Linked DNA regions of Homo sapiens: regions 2 and 3 are each linked to region 1. Evidence: read pairs that join two places in POLR2A ChIA-PET (ENCODE). Cell type or tissue: GM12878. All regions are shown on one strand. Each heading gives the region's core, and the rest is flanking DNA. Links, peaks and the distances in the headings are about the cores only.

Evidence for each region. Peaks named below come from ENCODE experiments on the same cell type or tissue, not always from the same donor. Only the 100,000 strongest peaks of a DNase experiment are listed, where the experiment ranks them.
Region 2: POLR2A ChIA-PET joins it to region 1 with 5 read pairs; 1 of 35 experiments calls an interaction of 5 or more read pairs at or near these places.
Region 3: POLR2A ChIA-PET joins it to region 1 with 6 read pairs; 2 of 35 experiments call an interaction of 5 or more read pairs at or near these places.

Annotation. Positions count from the first base shown.
Region 1 is chr21:25,451,657-25,462,791 of GRCh38, reverse strand. It overlaps LOC105372753 (a long non-coding RNA gene), which reads left to right. Exons shown (of 10, transcript NR_188560.1): 9 at 9,366-9,601. Among named protein-coding and RNA genes, the nearest start is that of LINC00158, 26 kb to the right of the region's middle. RefSeq lists a silencer at 4,471-4,600 and enhancers at 5,080-5,369, 4,721-5,920. In GM12878, for the core only: no CTCF peak of the experiment used is centred there; DNase peaks (open chromatin) are centred at 3,208, 5,221 and 5,910; H3K27ac peaks cover 6,599 bases.
Region 2 is chr21:25,182,781-25,193,915 of GRCh38, reverse strand. No RefSeq gene overlaps it. Among named protein-coding and RNA genes, the nearest start is that of LINC00158, 240 kb to the left of the region's middle. In GM12878, for the core only: no CTCF peak of the experiment used is centred there; DNase peaks (open chromatin) are centred at 2,555, 5,035 and 7,495; H3K27ac peaks cover 621 bases.
Region 3 is chr21:25,577,418-25,588,552 of GRCh38, reverse strand. MRPL39 (mitochondrial ribosomal protein L39) reads left to right here. Exons shown (of 10, transcript NM_017446.4): 10 at 2,799-2,897. The coding sequence ends at 2,846. LINC00515 (long intergenic non-protein coding RNA 515) reads left to right here and starts at 5,329. Exons shown (of 1, transcript NR_024092.2): 1 at 5,329-5,778. RefSeq lists enhancers at 7,891-7,950, 9,777-9,846. In GM12878, for the core only: no CTCF peak of the experiment used is centred there; no DNase peak of the experiment used is centred there.

The DNA of each region.
Region 1 (11,135 bases), core at 1,363-9,362:
AGGGCCCCACCCTTATGACCTTATTTAACCTTAATTACCTCCTAAAGACCCTATCTCCAGATAGTCACATAAGGCGTTAGGGCTTCAACATATGAACTTTGGGCTTCAACATATGAATTCAACGTATGAATTGGAACACAATACAGTCCATTGCACTGATCTGTCAACAGATCTGTGTCAGTATTTCCAGTGGTTTATCATGCTGATGGTCTTTCAGTTTCTGCAATCAACATTTACAGAACTGTACTGACACTTTGCTAGACTCGGGGCATATACTCTGTACCTGATACTATGCTAGATTTGAGGCATTATAAAAATATATAAAAGAGTCTTCTGATTTTAAGCTTATAGTCCGATAGTCCAGATTGTATATATATGTATATATATATATATATATATCTCCACAAACGTCATTAATAGTTCTGAAATAAGTAGAATCAAATAGGCTAAAAGTAAGATTATAGTTAATACACTTTTAAAACCCACTCTGATATCAATACCCCTGTTAGACCTTTGCAAGGCTATCTTGTGGTTAATTTCTTAACTTAGGTGGTAAAAGTTCAGGAGATACCCTGAGTATATAAGCATTGAGGCTAGCCCTGTCCTGCCAGTTTCCTTGGTATTATTGTGACTGTTAGGTTTTAAAGCTGTTTCTGTGTGTGTTTGCCCTTTTATTAATTTTAGTCAGTGGACCCACCTTTTCCTTTTTACACTGGTGTGTCGATGGCCTTTCCTTGTAATAACAGTTGACATAATCCTGTTGAACTGAAAGAAAACACTACTAAGGAAAACACAGGATATTTCCAACTTTCTCAGACCTCTGTATGGAGGAATGTAGGTTTTGAGCCAGGGTCAAGCAGAGAAAGAGATACCAGTGTACAACCAAATATTTCAGGCTCTTGGGCACTGTTTGCTTTGTTTGGGACTGACATCATTACCCTTACTCTATTCTCATACTGAATTGGAATTACAATATATTTTTTTTTAACTTGTCTGACTGGCAAATGTTCAAACCAGCAATAACAACCAATGCTGGCAAATTGTCAAGGATATAAGCATTCCCTCACTTTTATGAGAGACACGTGAATTCCTCCATTTGTTTTGGAAAATAAATCTAGCAGCAACTATTTGAATTAAAACATCTATATGTTACACAGGAATTCAAATTATTGAATTCTTACATATTAAAATCACACTTGATATAGAACGTGTATAGACATAATACCATTTGTATCATTGTAGTAACAATAAATCATAAGCTGTCTGAATGTCCATCAATGGGTAACTGATTAAATCATGGCACTTGTGCATGTTCTTGCACACACACACGCAATGGAAAATGGGGCAGCTCTTAAAGAGAATCATATTTAGTTGTATTGGGACATATAAATGTCCCAAATGGGAGGGATGTTCACAATACACAGTGAGATTTAGAAAAGCAAAATCAGAGTGAAACGAATAATACCAATAAATTAAAAAAATCAAAATCTAAAAACATGGGGCCGGGCACGGTGGCTCACACCTGTAATCCCAGCACTTTGGGAGGCCGAAGCAAGCGGATCACTTGAGGTCAGGAGTTTGAGAACACCCTGGCTAACATGGTGAAAACTCATCTCTACTAAAAATACGAAAATTAACTGGGTGTGGTGGTGCATGCCTGTAGTCCCAGCTACTCGGGAGGCAGAGGTTGCAGTGAGCAGAGATCGTGCCACTGCATTCCAGCTTGGGAGACAGAGTGAGACTCCATCTCAAAACAAAAAACAAATAAACAAACAAAAAACACCTAAAAACAGCTTATGTGCTGGCCAAAGAGAAAATGGGGTCAATTACATACCCAGTTCTTCACATATGTAAACTAAGGGAGGTATGGGAGGATTTTTGACTTTTCCTTCATTTGTATATTCACTTATTATATCAGAAGTGGAAAGGGGCAGAGAAGAAAAGAAGAGGAACACCATCCTGTTGATGGATGGTGGGTGAGAGAAGGGCTGGACACCAATATGACAGCCATATTCACTCCACTCTCCTAAATGGAAACGAGTGGCTGTCTCTGACTTTTTGAGCACAGAGATTCAGAGGAGGATGGTGACTGAGGAGGAAGAAAACATGGCTGGAACCCAAGTCACCTGCAGTTATTGACAGGGCCCTCCCCTGTACAGTTGTCTTTTATATTGGCAGGACACCTCTCTCCCTAATTATGTTCGGGGGAAGTTCTGCCCATACTTGTGCCAAGTTCCCAAGGTGGGGAGGATAAGAGCAGTAAAGGGATATTGTTGAAAGAGGGTGCATATACTCCAGGTATAAGCAGAAACTTTCAGGTGAGCCAAGAAATTCACCAGATGTCCAGGCTTCCCTTTCTTCCTCTCCCCACAGAAACAAGCACCAGTTTGCGTGTGGGGGTGTCACTGTCCAAAGATTTGCTAGGAGAAGAATATGGTAAGATAATATTTGAAGTTATTAATCTATGCTTTTTATTCTCTCTATACATATTTTTCTCTGCCTGTTCCTCCTCATTCAGGAAGGTAACTGGCCCTGGGAATTGTAAGACAGGTAATGTTCTGGCTGTTAATTTTCAGTTCCTTAAATCTGAAGAAGTCAGGCAACATTTCCAGAGCAGGAAACATTAAGGAGGATTTGTGGGCCTAGATGACATGTCTTGGCTAGAGGCAGGATGGAAGGTGAATTTTCCAAGGTAGAAAGAGATCCCTGTGGGAATAGGGGAGCGTAGGGAGGAGGAGAGAGGAATGTCAGTGGGAGTGAGTGGATAGGGTCAGTGCCCTGCTTCCAACTACATGAAGAAAGGGATGGAAAGAGCCTAAAGAGAAAGTGGATGCTTAGTGTTGAGGCAGATGAAACTAAGAGGAGCCATTCTCCCAATGGCAGACATTTTGGAATTTAAAATAAAAAAAAAAGGGTGCTGCAGGGAGCATTCTTGTGTCCCTGTGCAAAAGTGTTTCTGGATTTTATGCTTTAGAAGTTGACTTGCTGAGTCCTGAATTTCCAAGTTTACTAGATAGTGCAAAAATGTTTTCTAAATCATACCAGTGTACTCTTTCAACCTCTTATATTTTTCTTCTCAAATGTATGCTACACTGCCTTAGTGAAATGTCAATGTTCATTAATTACCAGTCATTAAGAATTTGTAAGTTTCCTATCCCTCTCCCCTACTTCCTTACCATTACTTGTCATTGTCAGCCTTTTGAAAATTTTCCAGTCTGATGGACATGAAAGAGTATCTTGTCTTAATTTGCATGTTTCTATTACCAGCAAGTGACAGCTTTTTTCCACATATCTTTGTTGGCCATATAGAGCTTCTCTTCTGTGAACTGAAGGTTTATATTTCTCTATCTACTGCACTTTTTGCAGTTTCCTCATTTATAGGATTTTTAAAATATTCTAGATTGCAAATATTTTTCAAATGTCTTGTAAATATCTTCTGTCACTTGCTTGCCTTTTAACTTGGTTTATAGTGTTGAATATATAGAAATTTAAAATGGTAATGTCATTAAATTTATTCTTTTTTATTTTGTACTTAATGGTTTGCTCTGTTATTTCTTTATTTCAATAGACTCAATTTTTTAAGAGCAGTTTTAGGCTCATAGTAAAATAGAGCAGACGATACATAGATTTCCCTTATACCTACCTCCACCCCTGCATAGGCATAATTTCCTTCATTTTCAATATCCTGCACCAGAATGGTACATTTGTTACAACTGATAAACCTTTTTATATTTTGATAAATCTTTTTTAACTTTAGTATTATGAGAGAGCCTCCTACATTTTCTCCTAAAATTTTTAAGGTTTGCTTTTAGTCTTTAATCCATGTGGACTTCCTGTTGGTATATAGAATGAAGAGAAACTTGATTTTCTGATACATTTTAAAATCTACTTCTAAATTACATGGGGCCAGACCATCCTACTAGCAGATTCACCTGTGTCCTCGCTGAAAGATTCAGGATAACAAAGCAGTTCATAACAGGTGTTAGGACAGGAGATTGTGGGTCTATCACTGGACTCTTGGATAGGTCTCAGAAACCAAAGAACAGGCCAGGGTATTACCAAGATTAGTGAGTGGCATGACTTTTCCATGTCAGGGATGTTGGCTGATTAGGCAACAGGGGCATTCAGATTGAAAAGAGATATAGCTGGCCTGTCCTTACAACTGGATATTAGGATCTGTCAAAACAACTGACAAAGCTGCCACCATAGGAGCAACTATGGCAGAACTAACACAGCCAAAGTGTTTTCCAAGCCAGTGTACACAACCTAAAGGAGAATATTTCCTGGGAAAGGTTTCATCCCTGTAAGATCATTAATTTATGCCATGTACACCGTAACATTTTTAAGTTCTTAAAAAATTTTAATGTAGTGGGATGTAGTAGAGAGAGGGAAAAATCATTTTTAATTGTTTGGTTGGAAAAATGAGATTCATATGTATTTCCCCCCCAAAACATAATACAATAAAAGTAATAAATTTTAATAATTTTTTTTTGAGACATAGTCTCACCCTGTCACCCAGGCTAAAGTGCAGTGGCGTGATCTCAGAGCTGGGATTACAGGCGCAAGCCAACAAGTCTGGGTAATTTTTGTGTTTTTAGTAGAGATGGGGTTTCACCATGCTGGCCAGGCTGGTCTCGAATTCCTGGCCTGAAGTGATTTGCCTGCCTCGACCACCCAAAGTGTTGGGATTATAGCATGAGCCACTGTGTCCGGCCCAATTTTAATAATTTGAGCAGGGCTCACAGTTTTTCCTATAAAAATTCTTCCTTATAAGTAAAACAACTACATGGGATTTCATGGCTATTTTGGTATTTATATAACTCTTTAAGGAAAATAAAACTTTAGTTATATATATAAAACCTTGAGTTATATAAATAACTTTGAGTTATATACAGTTATAATGGCATTATGTGCTCTAAAGCAAAATCTCAATGTCCATTGTCTCACTGATCATAATTAAAAAGTATAACCCAGAATCCAGTTTGTAATTTCCAAGATGACTATCACTGTAAGTATTTGAAACACAGTTGATCTTTGTAAAAAAATTTTTTAATGAAAATAATTAGCTGGGAATATCCCACATGTATTCTAAATCCCCCAGTTGGTTTAGGTAATTTTTCTTATTCTTCCACAACACATGGTATTCTTTCTATGAATGACATCAGTTTGGAAATACCCCGTGGTTTTCTGAGTTATAAATGGGTATCTCAGTATGAACTCCTGATTATATTATGATTCATACTTTCACTTCTGTTTTTTCATACTATCATTTTGAAAAAGTGAAAATGAAACTGTGTCTCACTGGCCAAGAGTTCACAAGGGAGATGGAAAAGCAGAGTTTAATGGAATGATTTTTAAAATATTGAAGGATTGTGGTCTGAGAATACTGTAAAAACCATTTCTTAAGGAAAAGCAATGTAGTTGGGATCAAAACAAAAAAAATGCTCTTTGAGAGTTTCTCTGGAACTTTAGAGTGTCTACTGTCAGAGTTTTGCTTCACATAAGAGCATTGATGAAGTAATAATTATTATACTTATAATTATTCAATTATCAAGTATTGATTTCTTCTGGCATTTATTTATTTATTTATTTATTATTTATGACTCTTTAAAAAATTGTTTTTCTTGGTGGAACTAGGTTATGAACCCTAGCATTTTAATTCTAGAATTTGTTCTCTTAAGTATCACACTGTAGTAGCAATTTGATGGTAACACTAAAGAAAGAAAGAAAGAAGAAAAGAAAGGAAGGAAGGTGTGGAAAGTCCCAGAATGACTGCAGGTCTGAGAACATTTATTCAAACTGCAAATTTTCTTAGGGCAGGGGTCACGCTTGCTCTGGCTGTGTTCCCTGCACCTCAGTTCCTGGCACATAGCAACGCCTGACAAATATTTGTTGAATAAATGAGTACAGTAGCTTAAAAGCAAATTTTTGTACTTCATGGTTTTCTGTAGAAAGCCACAAGAAAAAAATTTCATCTGAGGTCTCAGCATTCTAGTAACTGTGAAGTATTAAGACTTGTATGAGTTCCCCTTATGAGAGGCTTAAAGTATTAGTATCATGAGGTATGAGGTTTAAGGCTAGATGCCTAAATGGCGTCTCATTTTTTATTAAGCTGGACTTGTAGCATGGGAACTTTGCCAGGGATTATAACACCTTTATAAACATTAATGTGATTTTAAAAATTGTTAGCTTAGGCCAGGTAAGGTGGTTCACACTGTAATCCCAGCACTTTGGGAGGCTGAGGTGGGCAGATCCCTTGAGCCCAGGAGTTCGAGACAAGCTTGGGTAACATGGCGAAACCCCATCCCTGCAAAAAATACAAAAATTAGCTGGGTGTGATGGTGCACGCCTGTAGTCTCAGGTACTTGGGAGGCTGAGAGGTGAGAGGATTGCTTGGGCCCAGGAGGTGGAGGCTGCAGTGAGCTGTGATTGCACCACTGCACTATGGTCTGGGTGGCATATAGCAAGGCCTTGTCTCAAAAACAAGTTAAAAAAAACTTATTAAGAGTAAATTTGCCTCCTTGGGCTGCTTGTCACCAAATGGCCATTCTTAACAAATAATTACGTTTTGTGGGTCAATATGTGTTTTTAAATTTTATTTTATGTATTTATGTTTTGAGGGTGTCACTACTGTTACTCAGGTTGGAGTGCAGTGACACAATCATAGCTCACTGCTGCCTCAACCTCCCTGGGTTCAGATGATCCTCCCCACTCAGCCTTCTGAGTTGTATAGGCATGTGCCACCATGCCGGGCTGATTTTTCTTTTCTTTTCTTTCTTTCTTTCTCTTTCTTTCTTTCTTTCTTTCTTTCTTTCTTTCTTTCTTTCTTTCTTTCTTTCTTTCTTTCTTTCTTTCTTTCTTTCCTTCTTTCTTTTTCTTTTTTTTTTTTTTTGTAGAGACAGAGTCTGGCTATGTTGCTCAAACTTGGTCTCGAACTCCTGAGCTCAAGCATTCCACCCTGCCTCATCCTCCAAAGTGCAGAGATTACAGGGGTGAGCCACCATGCCTGGCAATATGTGTTTTTTAAATGAATAAATTAACTCTTCACCTTCAAATCTCCTCTTCCCAGACCAACTTTTTTCTCTACCAACCTTGCTTTGATGATTATATTTCAAATATACCAACTCCTTTAGGTTAAGGCATTGAAGAATGGTTTGTCTAAGAGAGGATATCACCTGTTTTAACATTCATTAACATTTTAAGATGGAATAGTCCAACAGACCAATGAAGCAGTTACTCCCTGCATTTCTAAGAACAGAAGAGGTGTATGAGGAATAAAAAGAATGTCTGCATATCTGCAGTAGCCAATATGAAATGTGAAGAATGTTTAGTAGAGAATAGAAAAGTTATTTCTTCCAAGAATGGTCAAGAGGACTTCAAAACATCACTTAAAAATGTTATAATATTCCAATGTCAGTTATATCAGTAACCTGATCTGAAAATGATGTTGAGAATATGCTGAGAATAATAATGATATTAATAAAAATGCTTATTATTTTGAGTAATGACATTTTGCGATCACTTATTAATCAGCAATTGATTACCAGAACAGAATTGTTATAAGAATTAAATGGATATGAATGAAAAGAAAGTCAAACAGTGAGATTTTCTTTGAAAGCTTATGGAAATTGAGTGCAGCAAGATGGGTCATCTTAATGAGATAAAATAGTTTATGGGCCAGTAAGACTTGACTTGTAACTTGTTAAATATTTTTGAAACAAATAATGTGTTACACAGATAGGGAGTTGGTTCACCTGGCATATGAAAAAATAAAACAAAGAATCTATGAGGTACATTATGGCAGAAAAATCTAGCAAAATTGGGTTCCAAGTTTTTTCCTGTCTGATGATTGTTGAAATTGTAGCATCAGCCATTCTTCGCTTGGTGTAATTGAGCATCTTGTTTAAATCAACCTTCCACTTACTCTAGATTCAATTCAAGTAATCAACATTAGGTTGGTACAAAAGTAATGGCAGTTTTTGCCATTACTTTGAAAGGCAAAAAATGCAATTACTTGCAATTACTTTTGCCCTAACCTAATATTTCAATTCTAATTTGACTTCTGATATAATTTTACAAGGAAGGGATGCTTTAGCTAGAGATCCCCCTTGGCAGTTGTATTTCTTGTTGTAATTAATTAGATGGCTTTTTGTTTGTTTGTACAGAAGTATCTTGAATCGAGTTTCTGTGAATTATAATGCCCAAGTTTGACCGAATTTGACACCCTGACGAGATTGAGTTTTTGAAATGACAAGGCTGAGCAAGAGAGTTAGGGCTGCAATGGCTTCCCAAGGTTGTTGCCACTTGGATGACTTCTCCTGTTCTCTAGCTTCTGGCGGGGACACAGTGTGATGAGTACCTGGTAATAAGCATGGCATGGGGTGGTGGTGTGCTGTAGATGTTAGTTCCCATTCCAAAGTGTTTCTCCAATAGCTTGTATGAGGATGAGGGAAAGAAAATAATGCACTTGAGAAGAAGCAAAGTAGGGAGAAAAAGGAGACCTATTTGTTGCAAGCACATTTTACTGACATGGGAAGCTCTGAAAGAAATCTGTCATGAGTATATATCAGGTGTAATGGTTAATTTTAGACGTCAACTTAACTGGGCCATGGGGTGCCCAGGCATTTGATCAAACATTATTCTGGGTATATCAGTGAGGGTGTTTTTGGATGCATGAGATTAATATTTAAACTGATAGACTGAATAAAGCAGATTGCCCTCCATGATGTGGGTGGGCCCACATGGTTTGGTTCGTTGAAGACCTGAAGCGGACAAAGGCTCATCTTCCCATGAGTTAAAGGAAGCTCTTTCTGCCTGAGTGCCTTTGAGAGGGGACATTTTTTTTTTCCTGCTTTTGGACCCTAACTGAAACATTGGTTTGCCCTGAGTCTCAAGCCTGCCAGCCTGAGCACTGGAACCATTAGCTCTCCTAGGTTTCCAACTTGCTGACTTCAGATCTTGGGATTTGTCAGCTTTATACTCTTGTGAGCCATTTCCATATAATATATCATATTTCCATATCTCCTATTGGTTCTATTTCTCTAGACAACCCAGACTAATACATCAGATGCCTTCTTAATATGTCATATTACCAGGAATTTTTACTTTTGCAAATGAATCACATCTTTAATGTACTCACTGGCAGGGCAAATTCTTTTCATCTAAACTAGATTTTTGTGACCCAGGGTGAATGTGTTTCCTATTTTTTTCCTTTCATAAGGATACATCTCATTAACAGTTTTCAAATTTATCTTCAGTAACTGAATTAAAAAATTTTGTTGTAATCTTATGACACAGATGCCTGTGGTTCATCTCATCTGGTTTGTTTTGTTTGTGATGCTGCCACATTTCCTTTCCCTTAACAGGCTCTTCCCTCCAATCCCCAAACTAGACCTTGGACCATCTCTCCACTGGACCACCAGCTACAATGTCAACAGCTCCACAACTTGCAAGTCTTGCCAAAGTGTTTTAAAGGATGATTTATTAAAGGAAAATCTAAATTAGCAATTGGATATATTCCACTATAGGAACTTAAGACCACTCATTAATTCTACAACGACTTTCTGAGCACCTACCAGTGGGCCAGGCTGGGGAAACAAAGGTAAAATAAGCAGACTTTTTCCTTGAAGAGGGAAGGTAGGAAAACAGATATGAAGACTAAGAGGAAAAGAAAAGTGCCTGATATTTATTGAGCATCTACACTTTTTTTTTTTTTTTTTTTTTTTTATTATACTCTAAGTTTTAGGGTACATGTGCACATTGTGCAGGTTAGTTACATATGTATACATGTGCCATGCTGGTGCGCTGCACCCACTAATGTGTCATCTAGCATTAGGTATATCTCCCAATGCTATCCCTCCCCCCTCCCCCGACCCCACCACAGTCCCCAGAGTGTGATATTCCCCTTCCTGTGTCCATGTGATCTCATTGTTCAATTCCCACCTATGAGTGAGAATAGAGCATCTACACTTTACCAAGCACTCTGTGAGGGGCTTTCCAATGAATCTTTATAACAGCTCTTTAAGGGAGGTACTATTATCCCTCATTTATGTATGAGAAAACCAAGGCTCAGGAAGGTTCTCCAGTTAGGAGCATAGAAATTATAGCTAGCATTCACTGAGCTTCAGTCACAGGGTGGAGTTTAAACCCTGGTCTGTCTTCATTTTTGTTCTTCTTTCCGCTTCACCTTGCCTGTCTGCTCTAGACCTTCACTGCCCAATATGATGGCCACTAGCCACATGTGATTATCCAGCACTTGAGATGTGGCCAGTCCAAGCTGATAAGTGCTATAAGCACAAAATACTAACAAGATTTCAGAAACATAGCATGCATAAAACATAAAATATCTCATTAATAATTTTTATATTGATTACATGTAGGAATAATAACACTTAAGATATACTGGTGTATCAGGGCTCTCCAGAGAAGTGGAGCTAATAGATTATAATTAAATGATTTAATTTATATATGTAATAGGATATATACACATACAAACATGTATATACATTTATGTATATACAAAAACATGTGTATTATACATATATGTAAATGCACACATGTTCTGTATATGTAAACACACATGTATGTGCCATATACTTATGTATATGTAAACACATGTATATGTATATATACATATGTATACATAGACATACATATGTGTATATACACATAATATATGTGTGTATATATGTAGGTGTATATACATCTGTATATACATAATATCCTGTTACATATATACTACACACACACACACACACACACACACACACACACACACACAAAGAATGAGAGACAGAGAGAGAGAGGAGAAAGGAATTTATTTTAAGGAATTGGCTCATGTAATTATGGAGGCTGCCAACTCTGATATTTGTAGACTGTGTCAGCAGCCTGGAGATTAAGGTAAGAGTTGATGTTGCAGTTTTGAGTCAGAAATCCACAGGGCAGATGAGTCAGGCTGGTAACTCAGGCAATGTTATGAACTGAATTGTGTCTCTTCCCCACATTCATATGTTGAAGTTCTAACCCCCAGTGGAATTGTATTTGGAGACAGAGCCTTTAAAGAGGCAATTAAGATTAAATGGGACTGTAAGGGTGGGGGGCTAATATGATAGGACACCAGGGATGTTCTTGAACAG
Region 2 (11,135 bases), core at 1,272-9,271, 270 kb after region 1:
TCAAATGCAAATTTCTCAATCAATATATATTTAAAGAGAGGCCCAAAGAAGTGAAATGTCTTTTCCAAAGGCATTTAGGAAGCCCAGGTTGTTTTCTTGCAGCTGTACATCACTGTATTATCTACAGCTAGACTTTTTCATATCATTACTCTTAGCCAAGAAGCTGCAGGTTGCAGTTCACTGGACCTAAGCTGTGATAGCCCTACTGGTTCCTTTCCTCATCCATGGTGATGGCACTGTGGAGCAATGCATTTATGGACATGGAATTAATTGTTTAGTAGCAAAATCAGAGACATTTGCTTACAGGGCATTGAAGGAAATCATCACTGAAATTTATAGTAACGGGTAAGGACATTTTGAAAAAGTATTTCATGTGGAAATTTTTTGTGTCCCCAGTCAACAGAGTCATGAAATATCACCTCTGTAATGCTTTTTTCATCTCCCTTCCCTCACTTTCCACCAATCACACCCCCTCTCTTTCCATCAGAGAAAGAGAAAGGAGCCCTTCTTTGGTTTTGGTCGGTGATTCCAGTAGATACATTTACTAGACTTACATTGAAGGAATATTTATCCCTTTACATGTTTGCTCAGATCCACTAGAATTAAGCTTCGAAAGGCAGGAATTTTGGACAGTTTTGTACATTGAAGAGAGGATGGCATACAGCAGGCACTCTATAAATGTTTGTTAAATTAAATAATGGTTGATAAAAAAACAGGACAAATATAGTTGTTCATAGAAGAGAACTTAGGTTTAAAATTCAGAATCTTGAACAAAATTCAGACAGGCAGAATTATCTATGGATTGACATCCATCCAAATTCAAGATCAAAATTCAAGAGGACTGGGGATTATGCAGAAGCAAGTAATAAAATAAAGCAGATGCCACTCCACTCATAGAGCACATCAATATTTCCCTTAGCCATACACAACTAATGATTTCATAAATTGCCCAGTGAGAAAGGCATGGAAATTGGATAGTAAAATATAATCAGCTTATCTATAATTTAAATGTTACTGTATTTACCCAGTAAACATTTCTTCTAAAATTCACTGTTTGAATAATTCTCAACTAGTCCCAATTGCTTCATGAAATTCTTATGAAGGAACTTCTAAGGTACCTTAAGAAATCTCTAGTTGGGCTATAAAGAGATTACCTGAACTGAAGCAGATTGTGTTATGTAGGTATGAAGAACCAGTAAAGAGCAGTGTTTACCCAATGGAGGCTGCTTGGGGTCTGCCCCTGCTTATGTATCACCTTTTTACACCTGCATGGACTACATACACAAATATGAATAAAAATACAGTAAATTTGAAATAACTTAGCGCATTCATTTCCTATGGCTGCTGTGACAAATTGCCATAACTCAAATTGCCATAAACTCATTATTCATAAACTCAAATGAAAACAACACAAATTTATACTCTAGAAATCAGAAGTTCAAAATGGTCTTGCTGAGCAAACACCCCATTTTTGGCAGAGCGCATTCCTTCTGGAAGTTCTAGCGGAAAATTAGTTTCCTTGCCCTTGGTAGCTTAGAGGCCACCTGCATTCCGTGGCTTGTGGTCCCACTTTTGGTCTTCAAAGCCAGTGGTTTAGCATCTTCTAATTTCTCTCTCTGCTGTTATCACTTAGCCTTTTTTGAATCTAACTCTACTGCCTCCCTTTTAAATGGACCCTTGCGATTATATTGGGCACATCCATTTAATACAAGATAAACTTCTCATGTCCAGATCCTTAATTTAGTCATATTCGTAAAATCCTTTTTGCCATGCAATGTAACATTCACAGATTCTGGGTATTATGATATGAACATCTTTGTGGAGACATTTTGCAGTCTACCAGACTTAGGGAATTTTTCTATGATTAGAGAAACTCCTGCTTATTACAAATATCTGTGAAATTCCTGTCATACCAATTTATTCTCAACCATGTGAGTGGCGATGGGGGAGTCACTCTTCATAGCATAAAATTTAGGCCAGGTATGGCGGCTCAAGCCTGTGTAATCCAAACACTTTGGGAGGCTGAGGTAGAAGGATTGCTCAAGGACAGGGGTTTGAGACAAGCCTGGGCAACATAGCAAGACTCCATCTCTCTAGAAACAAACGAACAAACAAACAAAACTTAGCCAGGATGGCGGCATGGACCTGTACTCCCAGCTACTTGGAAGCGAAGATGAGAGGATCATTTGAGACTAACAGTTCGAAGCTATGCAAGTTATGATCTTGCCACTACACTCCAGGTTTCTGTTTCTTCTCTCTATGACTCTTCTCTTCATATTTATTCTCAGGATTCCTCCAGTTATGAACATCTTGATTATTTTCTATATTCTATTTTCAAACTCTCAGAGACATACCTATGGCATGCCGTGACATCAGGGAAAAATCTTATCTCTAAAAAAAAAACAGTAACTTAATATATAATAGACAATAAAACACATCACCTGAATAATTGATATTTTCAGTGGAAGCCCTGATTTTTTACTCTGACTCAAATGGGGGAACATTAAGGCAAGATTTCTTACTGCTCTGATCTCAGTTATGATGACTGATATATGGAAAAAGGCAATGACCAATGCAGCCAGGTAGAACATGAGTCATTTTATTTTCATCTGTGGGATCTCAGACATTCTGAAAATCACTGCTGACTGGATTAGATGAAGACAGAACTCAGAATCTGTGGCCCTTTGTTAAGGAGATTTTGAAATATAAGCTTAACTTTGTAGGCTAAAAAATAATTACTCTTCATATTTGTAAACTTAAAAGTAATGTTAATAATCTCTTTGCATCAATCAATGCAATGAGTCCTGAGTAAAGATTTTGATAGGACAACAGAAGAGAGTTCTTGACAGATAGAGCTGATTGAAAGTACATCTCATACTCGAATAATTACCTAGCAATTAAAAGATCTGCATATGCCTGTGGCTTCTGGATTTATTTTTTATTGAGCTAGAAGTCAGGCCGAGGCAGGTGGACCACGAGGTCAGGAGTTCGAGACCAGCCTGGCCAGGTTGGTGAAACCCCGTCTCTACTAAAAATACAAAAATTAGACAGGTGTGGTGGTGGGCACCTGTAATCCCAGATACTCAGGAGGCTGAGGCAGGAGAATCGCTTGAACCTGGGAGGTGATCGTTGCAGTGAGCTGAGATCATACCACTGCACTCTAGCCTGGGTGAAAGAGCAAGATTCTGTCTCAAAAAAAAAAAAAAAAAAAAAAGAAATAGTGTTGGGATTTGTAGCTCTTGACACTATGGTGAATTAAATAAATTAATGACAGAGCTCTAAATGAAGCTTTAGAAGTTTCCCAAACCTTTTTCCAGTTGTAATATGATTTTATTTAGGTTTGCATTTTAGAATAGAAGACAGTTCTCATGCCACAAATATTTTTATTGATCGCCTCCTAATTTCATTTTGCAAAGTCTTTCTTTTTCTAGTCCACAAGTATTCAGGCACAACTGTATATTGGCTAATCCTTGATTCAAAACATATCATTTAGATTTACTCAGGCTTGATGCCTGACTGAATCTTCTTTAGATATTCTTCTCCACATCTCTCTAATTTTGCTTTATCTTTTGAATGAGTGCTTCCCTCATTTTGAGTAGCTATCCTATCATTCTAAAAATGGGATTTATGTTGGAGCAAAAAGAATTGGACCAGTACTTTGGGGCACATTGAAAATAACACTCCTGTGACAGACTAATAAGATTAATTTCCATCTCTACCAATAAGGGGAAATTGCCAGTTTTCACCTTTGTGACCAAGCATCACTTTATGATGTCCCAAATGCCACATTTTTTTCTGCCTTTGTTCTAACTTATCTAACCACTAATAAATATATCTTAAAGGAGGAATAAAAAGAAAGCTCAGAAATTCAGTGCAGACTTTTAAAGTCAGCAGTTGCATTTATTAATCTGTTTCTCTAAGCCGTTCGGGTTCTTTTTAAATTTAGTATTCCTTTCCTATGTCTTGTGTTTATATTCGTATTTTACCTGTTTATAAAAAAAGTTGTTTAGAATAAAGGTATCAAAGCAGAAATACAGATATAACTGTATTATGTTGATACTAGAGTCAAGCCAGTTTCTAAGTGTTTTATATGCATTATCTAATTTGTTCTTTACAAGAACGCGCAGAAGTAAGTGCTATTTTTATCTCCACTTCATAGATAGGAAAACTGGAGTCCAGAGAGATTAAATGTTTTGCCCAATGTCATGTAACTGTCTGTTGGCAGAGTCAGGATTTAAGTATAGCTATGTCAGAGTCCAAAATTGAGCTTAACCACTATGACAGATAGGCCTCTTGAAACACACTAAAATAATACATGTAATTAAGCATTAGGTTGAACTCTAGGCTTCTTAAAATCAAGATAAGATGAGAAAACATGACAAAAATTTCTCTTATTTATTAAAAGTAATCATGACATTTCTTTAAGAAACGAACAAGTTATTTTGCTACTAAATTCTATTAGATACTAATTATGTAAGACTTTATGGGGAAAATAATATTCAATAATTTTAATATATCTTGAGGCATTCTTTATATAACTTTTTCTTCTTCACTAACTTTCTTTTTGGAAAACTGCATAAAGACATAAGAATTTATAATATATGTATAATATAAACAATATACAATAAAATATAAAATATAATTTAGTAAAGTAGTTATGAGTATAGTCTACTAATCAATCAATTTGAAATAAAAATGATCTTGAAAAATCTAAAGGGTTGAATAAATAGTACTTGATCATCTTCTAAAATATCATTTCATTGGCAAAGCTGATGAAATTTTCATTTTTTGAGGCGACATGACTTTAGACTAGTCGATACTCTTTGAATTCTATAACCTGTAGGAGCTACTGTTAATGAGCTCTCATGGAAGCTGAGATAACACACTGGTGTTCTCACTAGGAGAGCGGACCAGCCACCTTGGCACAAATGAATGTGTAGGAAATTCTGAGGGGTTTTCCAAATAGCCGCTTTGCATATGCTTTTGAGTCTAGAAAATGCTTGTTTGAAGCATCAGAGCTGTGATCTAGGGAGATGAGCAGGGCTGATTATGACTGGATATGTAGAAGTGCACTTAGCTCCATGGATAAACTTTGACCACAGCAAAACCCCATACTGCTATTTTAGAATGATTGTGTTAATAAGAAGACTTTGGTTACAAAGGCCAGAGGTTACTGTACTCATCAGAGGTTGCATTTAGAAATGAGAATTATGCCAACTAAAGATTTTCATCACAGTAGCTGGGGAGGGGTGTCGAGCTCTGGCTGGCTGATTTGTCTTCAGCCTACCCATCCATTTATGTTTCTTCAGGAACCTGACTCAGCTCCTCTCTCTGATTGTTCTCTTTATATTTATTCTTAGTATTCTTCCAGTTATGAACATCTTCATTATTTTCTGTATTTTATTTTCAAACTCTCAGAGACATACTTATTGGGATAATTTAGTCACCAACTTCCCTGACAAGCTGAGTGTTTATTGAAGGCTCTTTTTTTAAGGCAGTTTTGATTGCTTATTTGTATTAGTGTCCTAGGCCTGCTGTAACAGAATTACCACAAAATTAAATTGTTTCTGGCTTAAGACAACAGAAATTTATTCTTTTACAGTTCTGGAGGCCAGAAATGCAAAATCAAGGTGGTTGGTGGAGTTATATCCCTTGGAAGATTCTAGTGAAGAATGTTTCTTTGCTTCTTTCAGCTTCTGGTGACTCCGGATGTTTCTTGCCTTATAACTCTAGTCTTTGCCTCTGTCTTTACATGACCTTCTCTGTGTCTGTGTCTTCCTCTCTTTTGTCTCTTCTAGGGATTCATTATAATACTTAACACTTACCTAGATCATCTCAGATGATCTCATCTCAAGATCCCAAACTGAGTTATATCTGTAAAGATACATTTTTCTTTTCCTAAATAAGATTACATTCACAGGTTCCAGGGGTTAGGATGTGGACATATTTTTTTTGCAAGGGCCACCGTTCATCCCATTGCAACCTTGTATGTCCTTGGGCTGGGTGCTCTCCAATGGCCCCCTCACTGGGTGGGTAGGACAGGTGTAACCCATGGCCTGAGCTGCCAAGGGAAAAGCCAAGTACTGTTCCTCTTATGCAGAAATTGTGGTCAACCATCTTTTAGGACAGGTGACTAAGGACTTATTTGCAAAAGTAAAAAAATATCCTATTGAATTACTGGAATTGGGTGGAGGGGTATCTCACTTGCTATTACCATAATGACTATACCCACTATTATTTCCTCATCTCTGAAGTTCCCTTTTTCCTTTTTCAACTCCCTTCAATCAATCTCTGAGAGAGGTGGGGGGAAATACAAGGATGGAGTCCTATTATTCTTGACTTAATCTCTCACTTTTAAAACAAGGTATAAAACGTTAAACAAACAAAAAAAAAAACACCTAACATTTTCTTTGAGACATTGATGCTAAGGAAAGCCACAAATACCTATTTTTTGAGGCAGGGTCTCACTCTGTCACCCAGGTTGGAGTGCAGTGGGACAACCATAGCTCACTGTGGCCTCAAACCCCTGGGCTCAAGTGATCCCTGCCAAACCCCCGCCTCAGCCTCCCCAGTAGCTGGGACTACAGGTGTGCACCACCATACCCAGTTAATTTTTAAAAATTTTTTGTAGAGACAAAAATTTGGGTCTCACTATATTGCACAAGCTAGCTAGAATTCCAGGCCTCAAGCAATCCTCTGGCCTCAGCCTCCCGAAATGCTGAGATTACATGTGTGAGCCACTGTACCAAGACATCAAAAATATTTAAAATAGGCAAATACTTGTAGGGATACAGAAAATTATTCTACATAAAGTATATTGTATGAGCATGTTCTTTTGATACTCACAAAAAAAGACAGAGATAATACTATAACCTGTAATATAAACTAGAATTTTAAGTAAATGTTTTTAATTGTTATACAGATATAGGTAGCTCTCATGAGGTCCACCCAAAATAAAATGATAAATACATTGTTTGTGGAATTATAAATGGCTTTTAACAAGGTTCACAGGACAAATGTAGATGAACATAAAATCTTGATTTTATGAAAAGAATAGTTTACTAGTTTTAAATATTGATGTCACAGTTAATCCTAGAATCATTATCACTTAATTGACATACTTCCTGCTCAGGATGTCAATGTTTTTACATTTGCAAATTTAGGTTAATACAAAAATTTAATGTTCTCTTTGCTTAATTATATTAGGTTCTCAAACTTGATGTGAAGTTTGTGTACTATAAAAAGACATGTAAGTAGCAGAAAAATCATGCAAATGAAGAGTAAGGCTCCACATTGAACCTATTATTAGATAGGTAATCTAACCCCTGAGGAGATTCACTTGGTAGCTTTCTAGTTTTATTGTATAGTCTATACTAATAATGTGTATTTCTTCAGGAAGCAGATTTGAATGTTCTCATTATCTCAAATACACTGCTAACCATGTTGCACAAAAAAAAAAAAAAAAAAAAATTCTGGTCAAGGACCAGCAGCTATGATCTTGGCAGGCACAAGGTTTGGCTTGTGTAACACATTGAACATGATCAATGGTGCATGCAGTGGGCTTGCCAAAATCAGTTTGCTGCAAGTTTTACACATAAGTTGGTTCTTTAAGTGGTGTAGGATTATTTGGTATTAATTCTTCAAATTTGAAAAACAACCCACCAAGAAAAGTCCAATTTTACCAAAACTAACAATGCCTTACTCAAGTGGAAACACTGATGTCGTATTCAGATAGACACAATAGAAAATGAATGAAGTTTCTTTTCTTTGTTTCTTTTTTTTTCTTTTTTTTGAGATAGAGTCTTGCTTGTTGCCCAGGCTGGAGGGCAGTGGTACGATCTCCACTCACTGCAACCACTGTCTCCTGTGTTCAAGCAATTTCATCTCAGCCTCCGAGTAGCTGGGATTACAGGCATCTGCCATCATGCCCGGCTAATTTTTGTATTTTAGTAGAGACAGAGTTTCACCATGTTGGCCAGGCTGGTCTTGAACTCCTGATCTCAGGTAATCCACCCGCCTCGGCCTCCCAAAGTGCTAGGATTACAGGTGTGAGCCACTGCACCCGGCCAAGAAAATGAAGGAAGTTTCTTTATGAGACCATCCCTCTTTCAGACAGCAGTCATGTAATTGTCATGAAGAGAAGCACATGCTCCTCTCTGCCATGACAAAAGGCCGAGACTCTCATTAATAAAAAATTTGCACCAACTTATTTAGGTGAAATTTAGGTGGAGTGGAGGTTGAGACAAAATTTGCCTTTATGTTACCTAAGTCAAAACTGTAGTCTTCCTGCTCTTGCCTTCCTTCTCTGATCCTGTCTAGGAAATATAGTTTTCTAGAAAAGACATCAGCGCATGGGACATTGAACTCATATAACTGGGCCCAGAGCTGATTTCTACCTACAGCCGTGGGTTGGTTGAAGAACACTGTAAATCTCTGAACTTTAAGTGAGCAGATACCTGCAAAGGATATCAACTTAGTACAGTGCTTCTTAGTATGTACAAATGCAATGCTTAGAACAATGTATCTCCTTTTGGATTTGGCAGGAAATGCTTTGCTAACATTGCCATGGTATTTTGCTTGGCTGTTATTTGTTTTATTAAAATGTTTGAACAGTCTTTATAAAGTAAAGCTTTTATTCATCTAAACATGGCACAAAAGAACCTGGTGATATCTGCTTTTGGGAACAAAAGATTTTAAAAAGTCAGTTGGAAGAAAAAGAAATACTAAATCTTCGAATATTACGTATAGAATTTTCCTTTATTTTTCTGAACCTTTGAATTCACCATTTTAGTTATAAGTACAAAGAGAAACAGAACAGAAAAACTGAACGCCCAAATAGCAGGGTAGGGTGAGGGTCTGAGGACAGTTAATGTCAGTGAAGTCAAAATTCTATTTTCCTCCCTCCAAGGTTTTTCATTGAACTTTAAATAGCAGCGATGCAAAAATCAGCTTTCAAATTGTCAGCGACAAGGCGGATCTGGCCATAATAAAGGCTGTAACCTTGATTGTCAAGCCTGCTGGAGACAGTTGCTGGGTCTGTGAAACTAACTCTGGAATAAGTTTTTAACAAAGGTGGCCACTGTCTAATGACTAGAACCAAAGAGACAATAGTGAACTTGAACTTGATTCTTAAAGACACTTTTACAATTGTAGGGGTGGGACATAGCACTGAAAAGTTCTAGGAAAGAGCTATGGACTTCATTGCTGTAATCCCATGTAATTAATGCATTCGATGTGAGAGCAGAGCTGGTAATTAAACATTGAAAAGATTACGTTTGGTCTTTCCAAGGGAAATGATTGAAAGGTAGGCAGGGCATCTTGGCCCAGCCAATTTGAGAACCATATAAGAAAACACTGAAATTCAAAGCAGAAGGAAAGTAGAATTTAAGTCATATGGACTAGACTGACAAAATGAAGATTAGAATGAGCTTGAAGGTTTCTTTGGCACTTAGAAACAAAGACCATCGAATAGATGGCAAAAGAATTGATTCAAGACTTACCCACAGTCTTGCCTGTTTCAGCTGGGTAGTCTAAGAGGATCATTTCTGAAATGTGTATCTCAAGATAACCAAACTGTCTGATGGTGTCCTTCCCAAGTGTTCAGGAGTTGATTGAGTCAAAAAAGACATTAACTTCAAAAACTAAGTTGAGGAGAAAAGAATAGATTCCAAACTTGGAAATAATCACAAATCCCTTAATGGTTATTATAACATCGGAAATGAAATGAGAAAGAGGTGACGGCCTAAACCTTGATGGCTGTCTACTACGGGGGGTCAGGGGCAGGGGGCTTACTGCTGCATCCCTCTCTGTGGTTCTATTTTTTTTTTTGAGACGGAATCTCACTCTGTCACCTAGGCTGGAGTGAAGTGGCACGCTCTCGGCTCACTGCAACCTCCACCTCCTGGGGTCAAGCTATTCTCCTCCCTCAGCCTCCTGAGTAGCTGGGAGTACAGGCTGCCAGCACCATGCCTGGCTAATTTTTGTATTTTAGTACAGACGAGGTTTTACCATGTTGGCTAGGCTGGTCTCAAACTCCTGACCTCAAGTGATCTGTCCAACTTGGTCTCCCAAAGTGCTGGGATTACAGGCGTGAGCCACTACACCAGGCCCTCTCTGTGGTTCTTAGCTGCTTATGTGCTCATTCATTTACTTTTCAGATTGCACTTAGTTATATATTCAAGAAATATTGATTGCTATGCTCTTATTGCAACACGGTACTGCTGAATTATGTAAAACATAAAAATAATGAGAAAGCATAATCCCTGTCATCTTCCTTGTTTTTAATTTGGTTCTGTAGTGGAAGAAACATTGGTTGGGCATATCTGTGTGCAAAGATCCTTGTTAAAAACTCGAATGCTTGCTAACATGATTAAATAATGTCCAGTCTTCAGAAGGTTGAAGATTAGTAGAGAAGAGAGAAAAACTCACATGGAAATATAATACAAGACATTTTCAGTCACAGAATTAATTTTGTAAATTTATCATTAAGGTGAAGCAGAAAAATTATTTTATGGCCATCTTCTGGGCTTTTTGGCAGTGACTTTTTAACCACATAGAAAATAATGGGTAACTAGAATGTACCTTTCAAGTTAAGAATCTAAGAGATTAGATTTCAACTAATCTCTATGTTAACAGATTAGTTTACTTAGAGAATAACATAGAGGAAAGACTTAGATTTCCTTGGGAGGAAAAAGGTATTAACAATTATTTCATCTGTCCTGCAGAATTAAGCAAATGAGAAATTCAAAAGTAAATGTATAAGCAATTGTTAACCAAAATGATGAGGAAACTTTGCTACTCTTTCTTTTCTAATCACATACATCCTACTCTTATTCATGGGATGCCTCTGCTGAGATAAAATTTTTTGGATGGACACACACACACACACACACACACACACACACACTATATTCAGTAACATTTTGGTACTCTTGGGAAAAATTCACACTTTGGTTTGAATTTTGTATGATCCTTTATCTTCATCTCATCTTCATCACAAGTGAGGTAATTCAGTGCAGATGAAGGTCGCTTGTATACATTAAGCTCTTTTCATGTTCACATGTAATAATATACATATTCAACTATTTTCTTGTTTTTACATACTTTTTATGTACAATTCCATTCATGTTATGTTA
Region 3 (11,135 bases), core at 1,314-9,313, 130 kb before region 1:
ATAGTTGTAATGGTATCAGTTAGGTCTTAGGATTTATTTTGTAAACTTAATGAATATTTAGAGGATTAAGATTTGTCAGGTGTATTTTAAAGCCGCCTTTAGCCATTAACAGTAAATGTGCAAATATCCTAATGTCCTGAAAAACCAGATTTGAATGTTTGTGTTTTTGTAGTTTATTCTTTGTCATTAGCATTTAGACTTAATGAGTAGGAATGATAGTATTTCTTTTCTTTTTTTTTTTGAGACAGAGTCTTGTTCTGTCTCCCAGGCTGGAGTGCAGTGGCGCGATCTCAGCTCACTGCAACCTCCACCTCCCGGGCTCAAGCGATTCTCGTGCCTCAGCCTCCCAAGTAGCTGGGACTATGGGTGCCCACCACTACGTCCAACTAATTTTTTTGTATTTTTAGTAGAGACAGGGTTTTACCGTGTTAGCCAGGATGGTCTCGATCTCCTGACCTCGTGATCCACCCCCCTCAGCCTCCCAAGGTGCTGGGATTACAGGCGTGAGCCACCGCGCCCGGCCCGGGTGATTGTATTTCTTGACCACAACTATTCCTGTTTCCTATTTCATAGGCTAAGTGTGCCTCTTTTACTTAGGTTATCTGATAGCTGTCCTGTGTAATCTGTCCTCATTAGGACTTCCTCCTTATCCTAATTTCCCACAATGCCACAAACACTGGTTAAGCTTGCAGGCACATTAAGCATCACACATTAAACTTATTTTCAAGTTTGCTTATTTCTTCATGATAGTTTTTCTTTCTAGACTCCATTTCCCATTCTCCTTCTATTTACTACGCAGTCATTCTTCACTACCTCGCCTGAGTCGTACCTCCTCCATGGAACAGTCTCAGAGTAATCTCTAACAAATAATTATTCATATAAGTTTGTGCTTGATTGTATATGTCCACATACTATTTTTTGATTGTTTTCTTTGCCAGTACATTTATTTTCTGTCTGTTAAGCCTTTCAGGATTTGTTATATTTGTGTAAGCCCAAATTTTGAACACAACATTAGCACATGAAGGGGTTACCCAAGAAATATTTATTGACAATTTTTCATAATGATATATAAACCTAGTCTTTATTAATGACTATGTAGATAGGAATTATTGTTTAGGGACTTCACCATAATGTTCTTGAGTAAGGGTTATATAATTTTTTTTCTCATGAGAAGAAATTACCTTTGAATGGATGGAGTAATTTTCTCTTTTTAGTTGGTCACAGTGATCATTTTAGATGAAGAAACTAAAGAAAAAATGTTCAGCATGTTTACTTGGAGTTAAGTAAAATTAAAAAAAATTTAAAAAGCTAAAGAATATTAAAGAAATAGTTTGGAAAATTAAAGAAGCAGTAGTAACTGAACACTTTAAAGGAATGAAAAATGTAGAAAAACGGCAGAGACAGTGTCTTACCTAGAATATCTAGTGATGTTAGTCAATACATATTTTTTCAAACATTTATTCTGGTTTAGTTGCTTTTTTCTACTGTCCATTTTGCTTTTCTGAAGGGATTAGATTAAACGTGGTTCATTGATGCAACACAGACTTACTGATTGTTTATTGTGTGCCAGGTACTGTTATGGTCTGGAGGTACAAAAAAATGCACAAAATTTACTTGCTGCCTCAGGGAAGTAATGTTGATTGGATAATTAGACTTATAAGCAGACAGTTCAGGTGTACATGTGGGGCTCTGGCATAAAGAAGAGGACTCAGACCAAGCTGGGGAGTTGCTTAAGGAAGGCTTCCAGGAATTGGAGTCTCTTAAGCTGATTTTAAAGGGTGAATAAAAGTGGACCATGCAGATAATCTGTTGGAAAATGGGTTGGAGGTTATCTCAGAGGAAGTCACTTGCCTACATAGAGAACATGATGAATGTAAGATGAATTTGAATGTACAGGTCACATGTAGGATAGGTAAAGAGTCAGTCCAAAAACAGAATATGAGGGGCTTGTGTCCCGTGTTGTGGAACTTGCATTCCTGACTTTCCTCCTCCACCCCACTGAGATGCTAGAGAGTAACTGGAGAATTTTGAGTAGGGAAGTGACCTGTTGATCAGCTATTCTTGTTTAAAAGCTCATTCTAGGGGTAGCATGGGATATAGCTGTGACTTAAGCCAAGAGTTCTGTTAGGGGGATAGAAGAGAATGAGGTCCTAAAGTTCAGCCGCGATAGGGAGAATGACTGTGAGAGTTAACTTAGGCTGAATTAGTAGGACTGTTGATGGAATATGCAGGTAGGAAGAAGAGAGTGAATTCTTGAATGCTGTCCTTAGGTATCTGGGTGGAGCCCTTTACCAAGATAGATGATGCAGGTAGGACAGGTTTTGGGGTGTTGAATTCAGATTTAGCCATGTCTGTTTGATGAGTCTGAGTGACACAGAATAGAAATAGGGACATAGAGATATCTATTTAGACTAAATCTGTAATATGTTCTATTCTAAATGGAATTATACTCCAAAAGAAAATAAACTGATTTAAAATAGCTTGTTACAGCACTTCAGGTGTTTTTTCTTACACTAATGATTTTGTTTTACGGCTGAAAAGTAAAATGGCCAACTTGAGAAGCCTAGGTATAATATGCCTTAGATTATATTTTTGAATGGAATTATTGTTCTTTACCTGATAATTTATATTGGTTACTTGGCCTTTAAATCTTTCTTCTTACCTAACTTTCTATTCTACTATTTAAGGGGAAAGATAAAGGGTCATTATAAGAGGGCTGTGGAATGATTTAAAATGGTGGGTGAAGGGTAAAACTGAAAGTGTTTATTAGGAAAGTAAAGCTATTCATGTTTTTACAGGTAACTGAAGATCAAAGTAAAGCAACAGAGGAATGTACATCTACCTAATAACTTTCTAAAATTTAAATATGTATAATAAAATAAATGTTTTAAATATAATGTTTGTGTGTGCTTATACAGATTAACCCTTTCTCCCCAAGATTGATAGTGATCTTTACTTTTTCTTTTCTCTAAAGTATGAAACACTTCATGTTGCTTAAGTAAAAACTGTACAAAAACAGGTCACTCCCTTCCTGCTCCATGGATGCAACACTTTAGCATGTTTTCTCTATTTTTTCCTACAGATCTAGGCAGATACATACAAATATAAATGTAATTTCTAAAAAACATAAATAGGACCATACTATACTTGCTTGCGTTTTTTGCCGAACAGTGGCACAGTAAACATCCTTGTGCAAAAATGGCAAATGTTTGTAGATAAGTAATATTAACTGAGTATTTATCATGTGCTGGGTCTTGTGCGAAGCCCATCACGTGTGGAACCTTTTCTATAATCCTCATAGTGACCTGTTGAGAAGATGTTTCTATTTTTTAAATGAGGAAACAGCATAGAGCTTGAAAGTGGTAAAGTGGGAATTTGAACGGAGGTAGTTTCACTCACATGCTCTTATGTTCTACTCTATGTTGCCTCACGTATAAATAATTCTGTAGAAATAGATTTCTGGCAGTGGAATTACTGTCAGGTGCTACCAGATGCTGGCTTCCCAAAGGTTTTGCCAAGTGTTACTCCCAATAACTGTCTAAGAGTGCCTGTTTCCCCACACCTTGAGTAAGCCTTGGTTATCAGTCTTACAAAAATATTTTGCCAAAAAGTTTCTGCTTCTTTGTCAGCAAGTTTTCTGCATCTTGTGCACAGGCTTCCTCTGAAGGCCGTATTTTTTTTTTTTTTTTTCTGGGTGAGGTCAACTTTTTCTTAGAGTCCATATCTTCCTGTTTCTTGATTAACTTTCTCATTTTGCTAGCATTTGTCTCTAAGCTCCTTTCTAGGAAAAAATGTCTAAGAGGTGAGCCATTGCATGTCTAAAGTGGGTTATGCGCTTACATTTGATGAACTATTCAGCTAGATACAGAATTCTAGATTGAAAAGTAGTTTTCTCTTAGAACTTTGAAAGCAGCTCAGTTATTTTCTGGCATCTGATTTTGCTAATGAAAGGTCTGATGCCAGTCTGATTCTTGTTCCTTTTTTATATAACCTGTTCTCTGCATCCCCTTCTCTCAACACACTCTGGACACTTAGGATCTTATTATTCTTGGTGTTGTAAAATTCGACAATCCTGTACCTGTATCTAGGTCTTCAGTCAGTTATTCTGCTTGGTACGTAGGCGATCCTTTCAATTTTTGACATCTCTCTTTTATGTTTTTTTACTTTATTTGTTCTTTCTTTTCTCTGGAGGTTCTTTGTTTCTCTAATACCTTTCAGCTGTATTTGCATCGTCTGTATTGGTCCTCTGTATTTTTTTCCCTTTCTCTATTATTTTTCCTGCATTTATATTTTACTCACATTATGTCAAGCATATTTTAATTTCTGAAAGCTCTCTTTTGCTTCTGTTTCATAGAATCCTTTTCATGTTTTCTGGATGTGAAGTATTTTCATGAAGCTCTCTGAAGATATCAATATAATTTTTATTCATTTCTTCATTCACTTTCTAGTCCCTGAATCATCTCTTTTCTCCAGTGACAGATTTTTTTCTTAGTCTTTCATCTACATGTTTCAGGCTTTTTTCAAATGTCTTACGTTTGTTGGCTGTCAGTTTGTAGTTGAAGATGTGGATGTAGGGAGGTTGAGTGGCAGCTCTGTGGTTTGAGGAAGGTTTGGCTTCTCATAAGCATCACTAAGGATAAGTAGGTAAATCTGGCTGGTAGGATGAGGGTTTTTAAAATGCTAGAATGAAGAGGTCTTGTCTTGGCTACCGATTTCTAAATTGACTATCCTAGTTTTACCCAGACTGTTCTTTCACTTACTTTATAATAAAGATCCCTTCAATATTTTGCATGGGGCACTTCCTGGATTTAGGCCCTTCTATATTTGAAGATGGGGTAGTGTTCAACCAGTTTGTATACAGACCTTTAATTAATTCCTTTCTTTTTAATTAGTTTAGATTTAACTAATCCCTCTACTGTCTTCTATCATCTATGAACTTTTGCTGCCTCTGAGCTAAGGCCCAGCTGGGCCGGTTGGCTGCCTCTGATGGAACTTCCTCCACATGTTTTCTAGGTGGTGACATTCTCTAGTGTTTTATTAGTCACTTAGCTTTTTGTCTTTTAGAATTTGGTTGACGTCTCTTGTTTATTGATTTTTTTTCCATTCCCTTTGTTGTTTGTGAATTTACATACTTCGACATTTTTTCTTTAAAAAAATTGTGAAATATTTGAGCATACAGAAAAGTAGAGAGAATATTTTCACCAACTCTTGTTTGAGTGGGCACTTTTCGTGCTTTTTGGGCAGCTAGCACTGTTTGAACACCTGCTTTTTGGCAACTTCCCACTCTGTGGATCTCGCCTTACCCAGTAGAAGAATGAAATTTAATCTCCTGCCCTTCCTTGCAGCTGTGGCTCAGACAGGTAGCATGGGCTCACCAATTAGACATAACTGTGTGAAATCTGGAAGCAAGTACTTTGCAGACAAGAGTAGTATGAGATACATTTTGTTGAACGGAGCAGTGATGTGGTTTTCAAGGCAGCAGTGGCAGAGGTCCCATGTAATGGTGCAAGGTGTGGAGGCTTTGCTTAGCAGTTTTTCCCCCGCAGCTGCTCCAAGGTATAAAAATGGGCATTTTTGGGGGCTCCGTAGTCCTGACCTCCACGCCTGTGACTTGTGAGCCATTTTATTCTGTTTGTTTAAACTAGCTAGTGTAGATCCTGTTGTTTGTAACCAAGAGTGTTGACATACAGCCACTATTTAATTGTAACCACTGTCAACCTTTTTCCTTATTTCCTTCAGATCCTTTTGTGTTTAAATAAAGGAAAAGCTGCACATCCATTGAAGGTCTTGTTATGTCATTTCCTTCCTCTCAAGAAGAACCACTATCCTGTTTGTACCTGTCCTTACTCTTCATGATTTTATATTTTTTTTTACTACAATCCATAGTATTCTCTGTGTTTTAAAACTAAACATAATTGGTTTCATAATATATATCCTTTTGCAATTTGCTTTTATTGCTCATCATTGTTTTTTATGTATAGCATGTTGATACATGTAAAGAGTACATTCATTTCAACTGCTATATAGTATTTCATTATATGATTAATCCCATCATTAATTCATTTTCTTATTGATGACCACTGAGGATGTCATTGGCTTTTGAGTATTACAGTATCGCAGAAAATATCCTTGTGCGTGTTTCTTTGTGTACACATTTGATAATATCTCCAGGGCCTGTACCACAGTGGACCATGCATCTTCAGCTTTACTAAATATTAATTGGCTGCCACAATAGTTGTACCAGTTTACTCTCTATCAGCAGTATGAGCATTCCCATTTTCTCCACTCCCTCATTAACATTTATTATTTTCAGACATTCAGATATTTTGTTGGTTGAATATGCACGATCCTATCTCATTTAATTTGCTTAATACTGAGCATATAGTACCAATAAGCATCTCTTCATTTGTTTTTATGAATTACCAGTTTACAACCTTTGCCCCTTTTTACAATTGGATTTTTGGGCATCTCATATTAATTGTGTGTGTGTGTGTGTGTGTGTGTGTGTGTGTGTGTGTGTATATATATAATAGTGTATATATATAAGATATATATATATAATTTTTTTTTTTTTTGAGACCAAGTCTCACTCTGTTGCCCAAGCTGTAGTGCAGTGGCATGATCTTGGCTCACTGTAGCCTCTGCCTACTGGATTCAAGCGATTCCCCTGCCTCGGCCTCCTGAGTAGCCAAGTAGCTGGGATTATAGGCAAGTGCCACCACACCCAACTAATTTTTATATTTTTAAAGTAGAGATGGGGTTTCACCATGTTGGCCAGGCTGTTCTCCAGCTTCTGGCCTCTAGCGATCTGCTCTCCTTGCCCTCCCAAAGTGCTAGGATTACAAGTGTGAGCCATTGCACCTGGCCAGTTCTTTATATTTTTAGAAAGTGAAACCCTTGTGGGCCAGGTGCAGTGGCTCACTCCTGTAATCCCAGCACTTTGGGAGGCTGAGGCAGATGGATCACCTGAGGTCAGGAATTCGAGACCAGCCTGGCCAACATGGTGAAACCCCGTCTCTGCTAAAAATACAAAAAATTAGCTGGGTGTGGTGGTGCGTACCTGTCATCCCAGCTACTTGGGAGGCTGAGGCACAAGAATCGCTTGAACCTGGGAGGTGGAGGTTGCAGTGAGCTGAGATTGCACCAGTGTACTCCAGCCTGGGTGACAGAGTGAGATTCCGTCTCAAAAAAAAAAAAAGAAAGAAAGAAAGTTAAACCGTTGTCACTACAAATATTTCTTTTGTCTGGCTTACCTTTTAATTTTGTTTATATCGTCTTTAATTTTAAGGTAGACAGTTCATCTTTTCCTCTATGATTTATGTTTATGAAATTTAAGAAAGCCTTCCCTAACTTGATATTATAAAGCAGCCTACTGCATTGTTTATTTTAAAGTCTTGATTTTCACATTTAATTGTATAATTTATTTGAAGTTTGTTTTTTGCATATAGAGTGAGGAAAGGGACCTAATTTTGAATCACCCTCTCCTCCACAAGGATAGGCAGTTATTCTGGACCATTTATTTCCTGTCTACTCTTTTTCTTTTTTTTTTGTGATGGAGTTTCACTCTTGTTGCCTAGGCTGGAGTGCAATGGCGTGATCTCGGCTCACTGCAGCCTCCGCTAGCCGGGTTCAAGTGATTCTCCTGCCTCAGCCTCCCGAGTAGCTGGGATTACAGGTGCCTGCCACCACGACCAGCTAATTTTTGTATTTTTAGTAGAGACGCGGTTTCACCATGTTGACCAGGCTGGTCTCGAACTCCTGACCTCAGGTGATCTGCCTGCCTTGGCCTCCCAAAGTACTGGGATTACAGGCGTGAGCCACCGTGCCTGGCCTATTTCCTCTCTATTCTTACTGATTGTGCCATGCTGTCATATAAAAGGTTCCTTTCAGTGCCTGGGTCTGCTTCATTGGTCCATTTATCTGTCCATGTACCACTGTAGTAACACCGTTTTAACAACTATAGCTTTATAACAAGTTTCAATTTCTCTTATGGTGAGTTCTCCTTTCCTATTCTTTTTCAAAATTTTCATGCTTATTGTAGGGTCAGCTTGTTAACTTCTTAGTTGTCTTAAAATCTGTTTTGTCTGGCTGGGCGCGGTGGCTCATGCCTGTAATCCCAGCACTTTGGGAGGCTGAGGTGGGCAGATCACGAGGTCAGAAGATTGAGACCATCCTGGCTAACACGATGAAACCCCGTCTCTACTAAAAATACAAATACTAGCCTGGTGTGGTGGTGGGTGCCTGTAGTCCCAGCTACTTGGGAGGCTGAGGCAGGAGAATGGCATGAACCTGGGAGGCGGAGCTTGCTGTGAGCAGAGATTGTGCCACTGCACTCCAGCCTGGGCCACAGAGTGAGACTCCATCTCAAAAAGAAAAAAATCTGTTTTGTCTGATAATGGCATTCATACGTCGGGTTTCCTTTTAATGGTACATATTTTTCCATTCCTTTCAACTTTTTCATGTCATTATTTTTTAGATTTTCTCTTAAGAGCATACAGAAATCTTTTTTTTTTTTTTCCTTTCTTAAACCCATTCTCCTAAAATGATTGTGGATTTGGCGGTTTCTCCTATGGCTAAATCAGCATTTGCTTATTTTATTTTAAGATGATTTTGTTAGCACTGTGTATTCTGTTTTGGGATTTTTAAACGTGCTGATAAATTGCTTCTTTTTATCATTTAAGTAATGATCCTCTCTATCTCGGTAATAATGATTTTCTCCTTTAATCTAGTTTTCTTAATCTATTTTTTAGAAAATCAGGTTCTATTGTTAATACTAGTTTTTTTTTTTTTTTTTTTTTTTTTTAGTGTTTACCTGGTATATTACTTTCAGCATTTTTATGTTGTTAGGTTTTAAGTCTGTCTTTTGTAAATAGCATAAAACTTATTTTCCTTTTAAATCTAGTCTTTGAATTACTGTCTTTTAGTAGATAAATTTTAATTTGTATTCACTTTACTGTGATTATCATTTCTTTGCATTATTTTTTTCTCCTTTCCTGTCATATGTTGGATTAATCCAGTTTTCCTTATTTTCCCTTTCTTTTTACTTTGTGTTTTAGAAGTTAGTATTTCATTCATAGGTGTACCATTATTTATTCCCTATTTATGGTTGATTTTTAATTTTTGTTACTATACTAATACTTCAGTTAGTAGCCTTGTACATATATAATTCCACACGTGTGCTGGTAGCTCTGTAAAATACATTGTTGTACTTGATTCCAGGTCAAAGAGTATATGTATTTTAACTTTTAATAAATATAGATAGTCTTTTAAAGATAAATTTATCCAATAAGCAGATTTTATATGTCATATGTGATTACATATATTGAAGGAAAGGGGAAATATTTTGTTTTAGGAGTGGCTACTACTGCAGTGTTATTTTTGAAGCATCTCAAAATTGGTTATTATGTCAGGATTGCCTGTTGAGAAAAAAATTCTGCAGACAAAATTTCATATATTTATAATATATGAATTTTTATATTTATAATATTTCATATATTTATAGTAATGAAATTTCTTAAAGCAAACATGGATACTGCCTTCCTGATCTGCAGGATTTAGGGAAAACCAAACTGATGCTTGAGCGTCTGTAAGGAATCCATACAAGTCAACTTGAAAAACAATTTCTCAAATTGGGACACGCATATGCCAGGTATAGGCAGTCCTCAATATTGGAACAAGTTGAATTTCCAACATCAGTGGGTACTTAGATACATTTTCTCATTCAATTTAAGCAACTGAGCAAGGTCCTGAGCTGGGTGTAATACCAAAAAATTGAAAAGGATTCTCCTTTCCTACAGAAGCTCAATCTAGAAGAGACGATAATGTATACACAAGTAACAAACCAAACGTGGGGCACAATGCGAAGCACGTTTATGGAGGAGCTATAATCTGCTTTGGGAGTATGGAGGAGAAAGATCACTTTTGGCTGTAACCCTTTTTGGAGTTCTTTTACTATGTGCTTGGCCTGGATTAAGGGAGCACATTGCTGAGTGGCCAGCATTTGAGAAAGGACAGAATTTTCCTAAGTGGAGACTGGGTATGATTGTTGAAGCCTTGCAGCACAGGTGAAAGGGTGAGATGGGATGGCAGTGACATTTGTGGCTGTCTCATTAGTCAACCCACTCCTTGCAAAGCAAGAACTGGCACCCAATTCCTTCTCATTGACTTTCCCTCTCTGTTGCACTAGGCAGCAGCTGATAGATTGGGGTTAGTATCAGGTCATTGGTTGGTTGCAGCTTTTGGTAGAACATAGGGCAGCTGGTTTTGGGGTGGTGGGTCGGGGGAGCGGGGGAAGTCAGGTGTATTTTATTGAGGTGGTTAGGATGGTTTTGGTGATGAGAGATGATGAAACTTCATTGGAATTTCATTGCTGCTTATCTCCAGAGAGGTCAACCACAAGACATCTCTTATTACTTAGCCTATGTTGCAGACTCTCATTACACAGTGAATAGTGTGTAAACAGATCCATATGTTGCAGGATTTCTGCTGAGCACCATTCCTAGTAGCCACATCAACAGTAGCATCGTATATAAAACCACTACTTCCTCAGAGTTGGTTTAGGAACCACCTGAATCTGAACTACCTGGTCAGCCTGTTAAAAATGTAGTGTCCTCAGCTCCATTACAGTATTAGAATCTCTGGGAGTGGGAGCCTGGGAGCTTGGGAACATGCATCTTGACAAGCTTCCCAGGTGAGAATCCTTTGATCTTCAGTTATATGTAGAACTTTTCACTGTGATGAACTTTTATTTACCAAAAATCATTTCTTTCAGCTTAGTGGTATAGTGAAAATGAAATGTTCACTGTATTTAAACTCATTTCTGTTTTTAGACTTGGACTTAGAAAACTAATGGTGTGATTAAGTCAGTAAACATTTGAAAGGGATATGAATATGCAAGATCGTGTTTCATCCCTCAAGGATATCACTTCTTCTATTGCAGTCATTTATACCCCAAAGTAAGTAAGGACATACTATGTTAAGTGCTAGTGAACTGGGAAATCCCTGAGCATTACAGAGAAGGGCGGAAGAGTGACTGAATGTAGAGAAGACACCACTGTGATGACATTTGAGGAACCCACCTAAAAAATTCCAGTACTTGTATGTCTTAGATGAATGAAGACTAATACTATTACACT